Linked DNA regions of Homo sapiens: region 2 is linked to region 1. The links are chromatin contacts, found by Hi-C or POLR2A ChIA-PET in ENCODE. All regions are on one chromosome and are shown on one strand. Each heading gives the region's core, a stretch centred on a gene start or an enhancer-like site at or near the end of the contact. The rest is flanking DNA. Distances are from core to core; before and after follow the strand shown. Region 1 holds the start of NLRC3 (NLR family CARD domain containing 3). Region 2 holds the start of NUDT16L1 (nudix hydrolase 16 like 1).

Region 1 (4,315 bases), core at 1,128-3,627:
TTAGTATAAGCATAGCTTATGTCATACTGGAGACATACCAAAGAAATGGATTATTTGAAATTCACATTTGACCAAGTGTCCTGTATCTGATCTGGCATCCCTGCTCAGGCCCCATTCAGACGAAACGTGGCTTTCATCCTGGACACTGTCCCTAAGAAGGACAGAGGAGGGGGTGCAGGTGAACCAACCCCCCTGCCATTGCCAGCACCTCCCAGGACCAGCCCCAAAGGCTGATGGGGGCTGGTTACCTGGCTGCCACCGCTGCCAGGCCCTGCACGCAGCCCTAACATCCCCCTGGCAGGCTGGAGCCTTCCACAGACCTCTCAGCCGAGTGAGGTCGCGAGGCCGCAGACGCCACTATGGATGGTCAGGCGGCCCCTGTGAGCGCAGCTGAAAGACAGAGAGACTGAGGACAGGTGGGACTCGGGTTGCTTTGGGGGATCTGAAGGCCAGAGGTCGCTCCACAGCTGGTTTGAGCTGCTGCGAGCAGGGCGAGGCCAGAGGGACGAGTAGGTGCCACTGCTGCCTCCTCCCCGGGAGCCTCCCAGGTAGCACCAGGTTTCACCCCTAGAGCTTTGTCTGTGAGCGAAGGTGAACCTGAGGCCTTCCTGGTGTGGTGTGGGCTCAAGCCCAGTTCCTCAGGCTCAGCAAGTGGCCTGCTGCCTCATTCCTGAGAAGCCTCAGTCCCGACGGACTAGCCGCCTCTGCCCATCACCCGCCCACCTGATCTGTGCCTCAGTCCTTGCCGGGACCTGCTGGGTCCTTCCCTGCCACTTGGCGCCCGGGTGGGACTTCCCAGTGCTGGCTGCCTACCTGGGCTGCCAGTATCTCCCACCACGGCTGCTTGGATGCTCCTCTCTTCCCACATCCTGCCCCTGCCCCCTCCCAGGGCCTTGGAATTCAGGACTCGGTTCTCTCGAGGTGGCCCCAGCATCATCACTTGAGCTCAAAAGCCTTCCCGAAGGAAGAAGGAAGTGGCACCTGCACCTCAGGGCCCTACCCTGCTCACTGCATGGACCCCTGGAGTCCAAGGGGTGGAGAGGCCCAGCCCTGGGGAGCCCAGCACCCTGGGACAGAAGAAGAGGGGTGCAGCCTGCAGCCTGTGATGGCCAACAGTGAGCCCCAGGCTCAGGGTCACCTCCAGGGAGGGGTCCAGAAAAACACCAGGGCCTCTGGAGCCTGGCCATAGGGGAAGACCCTGCAGCCAACACCCAGGCTGGCCCAGGGCAGTGGCACTTCTTCCGAGAAGGCCTCTGCGGTTGCCGTCTCTCTCGACCCTTGTCTCACCCAAGGCTGTGGGCAGGAGAGGCCCTGGGGCTGCCCACTCGCCTGGGGGCGGCGCCTGCACCCTCCCTGCCCCTCATGACCTCGCCCCTCCTGTGCTGTCACCTCCATCTACAGGTGGGGTGCTGAGGCCCAGAGAAGTAGCCTCCCATGGGGGGTCCCAGTGCCAGGAAGGGTGCCCAGGTCTGCCGATTCCCCAGGCCGTGGCTCAGCATCACCACTGCCTGCCCGCAGCACCTTCAAGATGCTTCCTGCTTCTCCTGGGCCATCACTGGTACCTGGGGGAGCTGGGTTTTGTCCCTGGGACCTGTCCTGGGCCATTCTTAGTTACCTGTTTTTTCTTTTCTTTTTTGTTTTGTTTTGTTTTGTTTTGGAGACAGTCTCGCTTTGTCACCCAGGATTGAGTGCAGTGGCTCGATCTCGGCTCACTGCAACCTACGCCTCCCGGGTTCAAGCGGTTCTCCTGCCTCAGCCTCCCGACTAGCTGGGTGGGATTACAGGCGTCTGCCAACATGCCTGGCTAATTTATTTTTTATTTTTAGTAGAGATGGGGTTTCACCATGTTGGCCAGGCTAGTCTCAAAGTCCTGACCTCAAGTGATCCGCCCACCTTGGCCTCCCAAAGTGTTGGGATTACAGGCGTGAGCCACCGTGCCTGGCCACATCTCTTTTTTCTACAGCATGAGCCAGTCCTGCCCCAGGAGACAGCTTCTTGGAGTCTCGTGGAGTCTCCCCAGTCCCCCTCCCCAGAGTAGCTCAGGCCTTAAGGCCACTGTCCTTCCTGCCAGCATCCCTTCTCCCTCCCCTGCCCTGCACTGAGGTCACCTGGACCCAACTTACCTCCCGGGCCTCGATGCTGCTCCAGGGACAGCAAGACTGGGGGGCCTGGGGGCGTCCATCTCCATGCTCCTGGGCTCAGCCCTGCTCCAGCTGCGTGGTGGTAGATGCCCTGGGAATCCCTGTGCCAGCCTGAGTTCTCAGGACCAGGGATCAGGGCACTTACCACGCCAACCAACCAACCGTGTGGGGGCCGAGAGCAGTGCAGCCCCGACCTTCTGCAGCCCCACCGAGCCCACCGGCTGTCCCTGTGGCTCCGGGTCCTCACCTCTTCCTGTGCTGGGCTCCACCTCATTCTTCCTTCCTGTCTGATTTCAACAGCCAACAGCCTCGCAGACACATCGAGGAGCCGGGGCACCCTGGCTTGGTCACCGCCCCCGTGCAAGTTAAGTGCGGGGGCGATGCTGGGGGTCTTGACTCTGGGATTAAGTGTCCCTGCAGGTGGCATGCTCAGGATAAAGTGGCTGGTGCCAAGGCTGTTGACACATCACCTCCATCCCGCCACAAAGGAAGCTGCCCCGCCATCAACAAATGCTTGTTTTCAGGCGGGTGGTCAGGAAATCAAGTGAGCAGCCTGAGGTCACGCAACTAGAGGGTGACCCCAGCAGGACTGGACTGTGCCCTGCCACCTCCAGGCCACCCCTGTGGCTCTCCTTATTTATTTATTTAATTTATTTATTTGAGACAGAGTCTCGCTCTGTTGCCCAGGCTGGAGTGCAATGGCACGATCTCGGCTCACTGCAACCTCCCCCTCCCAGGTTCAAGAGATTCTCCTGCCTCAGCCTCCTGAGTAGCTGGGATTACGGGCATGCGCCACCATGCCCCGCTAATTTTTGTATTTTTAGCAGAGGAGGGGCTTTGCCATGTTGGCCAGGCTGGTCTTGAACGCCTGACCTCAGGTGATCCACCCACCTTGGCTTCCCAAAGGGGTGGGATTACAGGCGTGAGCCACTGCGCCCAGCCTATTTATTTTTTGAGACAGGATCTTGCTCTGTCACCCAGACTGGAGTGCAGTGGTGTGATCTCGGCTCACTGTAGCCTCTACCTCCTGGGGCTCAAGTGATCCTCCTGCCTTGGCCTCCCAAAACACGGAGATAACAGGTGTGAGCCACTGTGCTCCCTCTTTTAACACCTCTTGCTTTCTTTTCTCTCTGTCACCCAGTAGGCACCTCTGACTCAGCTGTGCCCCATAACATCTTCCTGTGAGCAAAGGGCTCCCCAGAGGCAGGTCACCTGTACCCTAAGAGGAAACAGCAGAATGTTGCCGTCCGCGGCAGGAGATCGCACTCGGCCCCTGGAAGTGGACCTCAGTGGGTGGCCTGCCCTGACAGGGAAGGGCGTGAGGGGGAAGGACATGGCCCAGAGCAAGCCACATGAGAAAAATTACAATAAAGTATGGGACATCCGCTGGGGACAGGGAGCAAGCAACATGGGGCCACTGAGGGAAGGAGGTGACAAGGTGGGAGCCAAGGGACAGGGGTCCTGGGGTCTGAATTTTCCTCAGCAAGCAAGTGGGAGCCAGCAATGGTTGTAGAGCAGGAGAGTAGTGGGTCTGGACTCATAGAGCAGCTTGTGGCTCAGGGGAGGTAGGAGGGTTAGCTGGTTCCCCAGAGCCTGTGTGGGTGATGGGGGGGAGGGAACTGAGGCAGCAGACCAGAAGTGCTCCTGCACATTCCCCTGCCTGCCTACCTTCTTTTGTCCCTCCTTCCTCTCCCTCCCTCCCAACAATGCTTTCTGAGCACCCAGGAACCTGCTGGGTGCTGGGAGGACACGATGGACCCTCGAGAAGGCTGCCCGAGGCTCCAGGCAGGCAGAGTGCAGACCCAGCAGCTGCAGCCTCGGCTGTGGGGAGCAACAAAGGCGCCTGAAACCAGGCCGCCCACAGGATGTTGGAAACCACAGGGCCCGGTGGGTATCCGTCACATAAAAGGGGCCAGAGGCTCACACTGCCTCCCTTTGTGGCTCAGGGGGATGGATGCGGAGCCTGAGAGGACACAGCCTCATCCACGGGATCTTGGGGAGCAGCCCAACCCAGCCCAGCCCAGCCCCGCCCCGCCCCGCCCCGCCCGTTCCTCCCCCTCGCAGGAATGTCCATCAGTCCACACAGGGCTGGTCCCATTCCCCACTCTGCCCGCTCTGCTGAGAACCAGGTGGGCCGTCCTCCTGGCTCCTGGTGGAGGTGGGGGTGCTGGGCT
Region 2 (4,483 bases), core at 1,458-3,957, 1.1 Mb after region 1:
AGTTCGGGCCGCAGAGTGGCCCGCTGGGACTCCCATGTGCTGCCGTCTGATGTGCTCAGATGGGCTCATCGTTGGTTCGTTTTTACTGTATATTTATAGTAATAAAATCATGCAGCAATATCCTGTCTGCTCCTTCCTCCGGGTGCAGCCCTCAGGATTGTGGCTGTTTCCTGACCCGGAGTTTTGCCGCTGGGTGGTTGGCGGTGGCTCCCGCACCGTGGCAGCTCCACGGCCTCTGCCTGGCTTCCCTCTGGGGTCAGGGCAGTGAGCAAGGTGAGGGCTAACGAGAACGGGCAGCTCCCAGCCATCCCTGTCAGGGCTAGTTGTCTGGTTGGAGGGAAGCCACACCCTCCAGATTGGGCTCTCTCGTGAACAGGTGGTTGGGGAGCCCAGGGCCTCCAGGTTTGTGAGTAGTCGCTCCGGTCCCCATCTCTAGTCCTGATCATCTCAAGGCATTTGCTGAGCACCTGCTGTGCGTCAGTGGAGGCAGAAGAGCTGAGGCCCCGGCCCTGGCCCCGGGCGCCTGCCTTCCAGGCAGTGAGATGCCCAGCAGCTAATCAGAATCCTGCCAGGTTTGGTTACTATTAGGAAGAAAGTCAGCATGGTGGTGAGATGAACCCGTACAAGGTCTCATTTAACCGGGTGGCAGGGAGGGCCTCTCTGAGGAGACTTAAACAGCCCTGAGGGCTGAGGAGGAGCTGGCCCTGGAAGAGTGTTCCAGGTGGCAGGAGTGAGCCTGATGTGTCCCCTGGGGACGGAGCCCCTGGCTGGAGTGAAGGGTGCTGGATAGATACTGAAGAGCTTGTAGGGGCTGCTGGAGTGTTTTTATAAGGGGGAGTCAGTTTTAAAAACAGGCTTCCAAGCGGAGAAGCAGTGCTAGCACCCTGCGGCTGGCGTGTGGAGGCCGGACGGTGGGAGCAGGTCTAGCTGCCCATGGTTGTGGGCTCGCAGGCTGGAGCCCGGCCCCAGGCCTCTGCACAGCCCCCGCTCCCCTGCCCAGGGAGTGGCCAGTGCCCCAGGGCACCCACCACACCACTGCCTACCACTCAGGGCCCCAGCTCCTTTGCGTGCAGGTCAAGCTGCCACCATGGCCCTTCTTTGAAGACTGTGAGGGTGGAGGGAAAGCCCGTGTTCTAGCCCATCAGTCCCTGCCCCGAGAAGGCTGCCACCCATGGGCCCTGCAGCTGCTCTGACCTGCCTGGGTCTGGCCCCATCCCAGTGTGGGTAGAGGGGTGCCCAGGGTGTCAGACGGGTGCTTGCATGGGCCAGATGGGCTCCCCCTCTGTACCTCCCAGAAGAGCCAGCGCTTGTATTGATGTCTGGTCTCGGGGAGGGGCTGCAGCAAGGGGAGCCTCTCCTCCTCTGCCCCTGCGTCCCACGGGCCCTGGGCGCTGGCTGGGCTTGGCTGCCTAGGGGTGGGGCCCTCTTTGGGTGAGAGGACCCTTCCCCTCGCTGCCCTCTCGCCTTCTCACATGGTCGCTCACTCTGGAATCTGGACTTCCCCTGCTGCTTGCAGCTGTCCCATGTGACCCCTGACCCACTGGTGGCCACAGGAGGAGAGAGAGGTGCCCTCTCTGGGTCCTTATTCTCCACATCTGAGGCCACCACGGACCTAACAGGTGAGTTTCCAATGCCCACCCTCTCCCTCTCTCTTCTCCTGCCTGCCTCCACTGAAGGCAGCCTTCTCTGTGCCAGCGAGCTCGGCCTCACTGCACGGCTCTCCCGAGGCTGTGCCCCAGCCCTGGGCACCCATGCTGTGAGTGCAGGCAGGGGGGTTCATGTGCTCAGCAAATCCATTCCCCTGGTGGGGAGGAAAGTGGCCCTGGGCCCTGCTGCTGGTGAGGTGAGCCTTGCCATCATGGAGTTCAGGGCACCTCGCTCTGCCTTGGGCTGTTTCGGATGCTTCTGAGCCCCAGAGACATCTCCAGTACAAACACAAGGTAAGTGGTAAGTACCTCAGGCCCTTGTGGAATCGGGATTCTGCCTCTGTCATCAACTGCCAGTTGTACTTAGGCAAGTTATGTCCCTCTCTGAGCTCCAAGTTCCTCATCGTAAATTGGGGAAACCCCTCTTCCCCCCACAGTACCTGGCACAGGGTGCCCGGCTTGGAGGATGCTGGAAAGGTCCAGCCCCGGAATTTAAGTCACTTTCTGCCCAGCAAGCTGGGTCCACAGAGCCCCAGAGCTCCCGGTCGTCCGCCCTGACCCAGCGTGGACTCGGGGACTGGGGCACTCAAGCCCTGCCAAGCCCTGCTCCCCGTGCTGTCCTGGATCGAGCCTGCCAGCAGGGTGGCTAGGTCGGGACAGCTGTCGTGCATGGCAGGCGAAGGCCATCTCCCTCCGGGCTTGGGTCCGGTGGCGCTGGCGGAGCAAGGCTCCGGGGCATCTCTGGCTCGTGTGGTCGTGCCAAGGGTGCCATTGCGGATGGACGGGGCCATGCGGGCCGGGTCGGCCTCCTGGGGAGAAACGGGTGGGCGCAAGGGGATCGGCGCCATCGAGGGTGGAGAAACCGCAGGGAATTTCGGCTGTCCGCTTTGGGGCGCCAAGGAAGATGTTCGTCGCCCACAATGTCAACCTTGAGCCACCACGGCACCGACCAGTCGTCTAGGCTCTCCCGTCGGAGGCGGGGCCGCCGCCCAGGGTGTGCGACTATTGGGTGACGGCTGACGCGCACCGCCCTCCTTTGCACACCGCCCGCAGCACCTCTCGACGACGCACCGCGGCGCTGCGAGGGGCTCGGTCCCGGGGCGCGCCGGCGATTGGCGGGGGAACCGGACCCGGGGGCGCGGCCGCCCGCGGATTGGCGAGGCACGGCGGGGGCGGGCTCGCGCATGCTCTTAAGTGGCAGCGGCGGGGACGGGGTCAGTGCCAAGATGTCGACGGCGGCGGTTCCGGAGCTGAAGCAGATCAGCCGGGTGGAGGCGATGCGCCTAGGGCCGGGCTGGAGCCACTCGTGCCACGCCATGCTGTACGCCGCCAACCCTGGGCAGCTCTTCGGCCGCATCCCCATGCGCTTCTCGGTGCTGGTGAGGACGGGCGAGGGCGCGGGCGAGGGTGCCGGCGCGGGCGGGCCCGGGCGGGGGCGTCCGTCGACCCCGCGGCTGTGACCCGCGCTCCCTTGCAGATGCAGATGCGTTTCGACGGGCTGCTGGGCTTCCCCGGGGGCTTCGTGGACCGGCGCTTCTGGTCGCTGGAGGACGGCCTGAACCGGGTGCTGGGCCTGGGCCTGGGCTGCCTGCGCCTCACCGAGGCCGACTACCTGAGCTCGCACCTGACCGAGGGCCCACACCGCGTCGTGGCGCACCTGTACGCGCGGCAGCTGACGCTGGAGCAGCTGCACGCCGTGGAGATCAGCGCGGTGCACTCGCGCGACCACGGCCTGGAGGTGGGGCCGCCGCCCGGGCCCCGCCCCCCGCCCCGGGGTTTGGCTCTGGCCCCGTGGAAGGCACCGATGGGTAACACGTCTCCTGAGGGTCCCCTGGCCGGGCTGGGTCGGGTGTCGCTGTCTCCAGCAATGGGGTGGGGAGAGGGGTCTGGGGCTGGGAGGCCGGGAAAGGAGGGGCGGGGGTGGGGGCCGGCGCTGGGGCTCCCTCAGGGCTGTGTTACATCCGCCTTGCTGCCTGCCATTGCCAATCCTGGGAGTGGGGGAGTGGGATCGGTGGGGAGGAAGGGATGGGGGAGGAGCGGGGATTGCTTGGGGAGTTGGGAAACTTGAGCACAGCGGGGGTTGTAAAACTTGGGAACCTCATGTTGGGCGTGAAGGCTCTTGGGATTTGTACTTTGTGGTCTGGAAGGGCTGGACTGCGGGTGTTCAGGCTTCGTTGGGTGGACGGGGGGAGCATGGGGTGCGGACCCCGGGGTGGGGTGGCCTGGGTACGAGGGGGGGGAGTGCATGGGGTCAGCCTCCACACTTGCTTGGGGAGGAGGGGGCTGCACTGCTCCGAGGGAGCTGGCTGGCTTCTGCCAGGCCCTGCGTGGGTCTCCCATTAAGTCCTTGGCAAAGCTGGCTGCTCATACCCTGGCCTCATAGCTTCCAGGCCCCTCCTGCTGGAGGTGCCATTGTGTGGCAGGCCTGGCCCCAACCCCTACCTCCTGTCTGCGCAGGTGCTGGGCCTCGTGCGGGTCCCGCTGTACACCCAGAAGGACCGAGTCGGAGGCTTCCCCAACTTCCTGAGCAACGCCTTCGTGAGCACGGCTAAGTGCCAGCTCCTCTTTGCCCTCAAGGTGCTCAACATGATGCCCGAGGAGAAGCTGGTTGAGGCCCTGGCTGCAGCCACCGAGAAGCAGAAGAAGGCCCTGGAGAAGTTGCTCCCGGCCTCCTCTTGAGGGCTGCCTGAGCTGGTGGCACCCTCCCCTGGGCCGGAAGACTGGGAATTCCTGCTAAGTGTGGCTTCTAGAGTGTTTGTGTGTACCCCGCTTCTGACTGCCTAGGGCGAGTGGGCATCCTGTCATCATCTCCACTGTCCCAAGCAGTCACTAGGTGG

The links. Hi-C counts contacts between places; a loop is a spot of excess contacts on that map. ChIA-PET counts read pairs that join two places held with the same protein, here RNA polymerase II (POLR2A). Pooled maps may share reads with other maps.
Region 2: a pooled map shows a loop between it and region 1 (7-fold over the local background). The contact joins the promoter of NUDT16L1 here to the promoter of NLRC3 in region 1. A Hi-C loop is called at or near these places in 1 of 50 pooled maps. POLR2A ChIA-PET finds 5 or more read pairs at or near these places in 2 of 52 experiments (H1 and activated B cell).

The regions. Positions count from the first base shown.
Region 1 is chr16:3,575,026-3,579,340 of GRCh38, forward strand. NLRC3 (NLR family CARD domain containing 3) reads right to left here and starts at 2,378. Exons shown (of 20, transcript NM_178844.4): 1 at 2,124-2,378. LOC105371060 (a long non-coding RNA gene) reads left to right here and starts at 2,478. Exons shown (of 2, transcript XR_001752061.3): 1 at 2,478-4,028. RefSeq lists enhancers at 3,462-3,511, 3,542-3,721 and a silencer at 4,162-4,261.
Region 2 is chr16:4,690,855-4,695,337 of GRCh38, forward strand. It overlaps NUDT16L1 (nudix hydrolase 16 like 1), which reads left to right and starts at 2,708. Exons shown (of 3, transcript NM_032349.4): 1 at 2,708-3,025; 2 at 3,124-3,384; 3 at 4,104-4,483. The coding sequence starts at 2,873. The coding sequence ends at 4,325. It overlaps MGRN1 (mahogunin ring finger 1), which reads left to right. Exons shown (of 17, transcript NM_015246.4): 17 at 1-118. RefSeq lists enhancers at 2,279-2,368, 2,620-3,127, 3,128-3,635, 4,238-4,483 and silencers at 2,559-2,918, 3,029-3,528.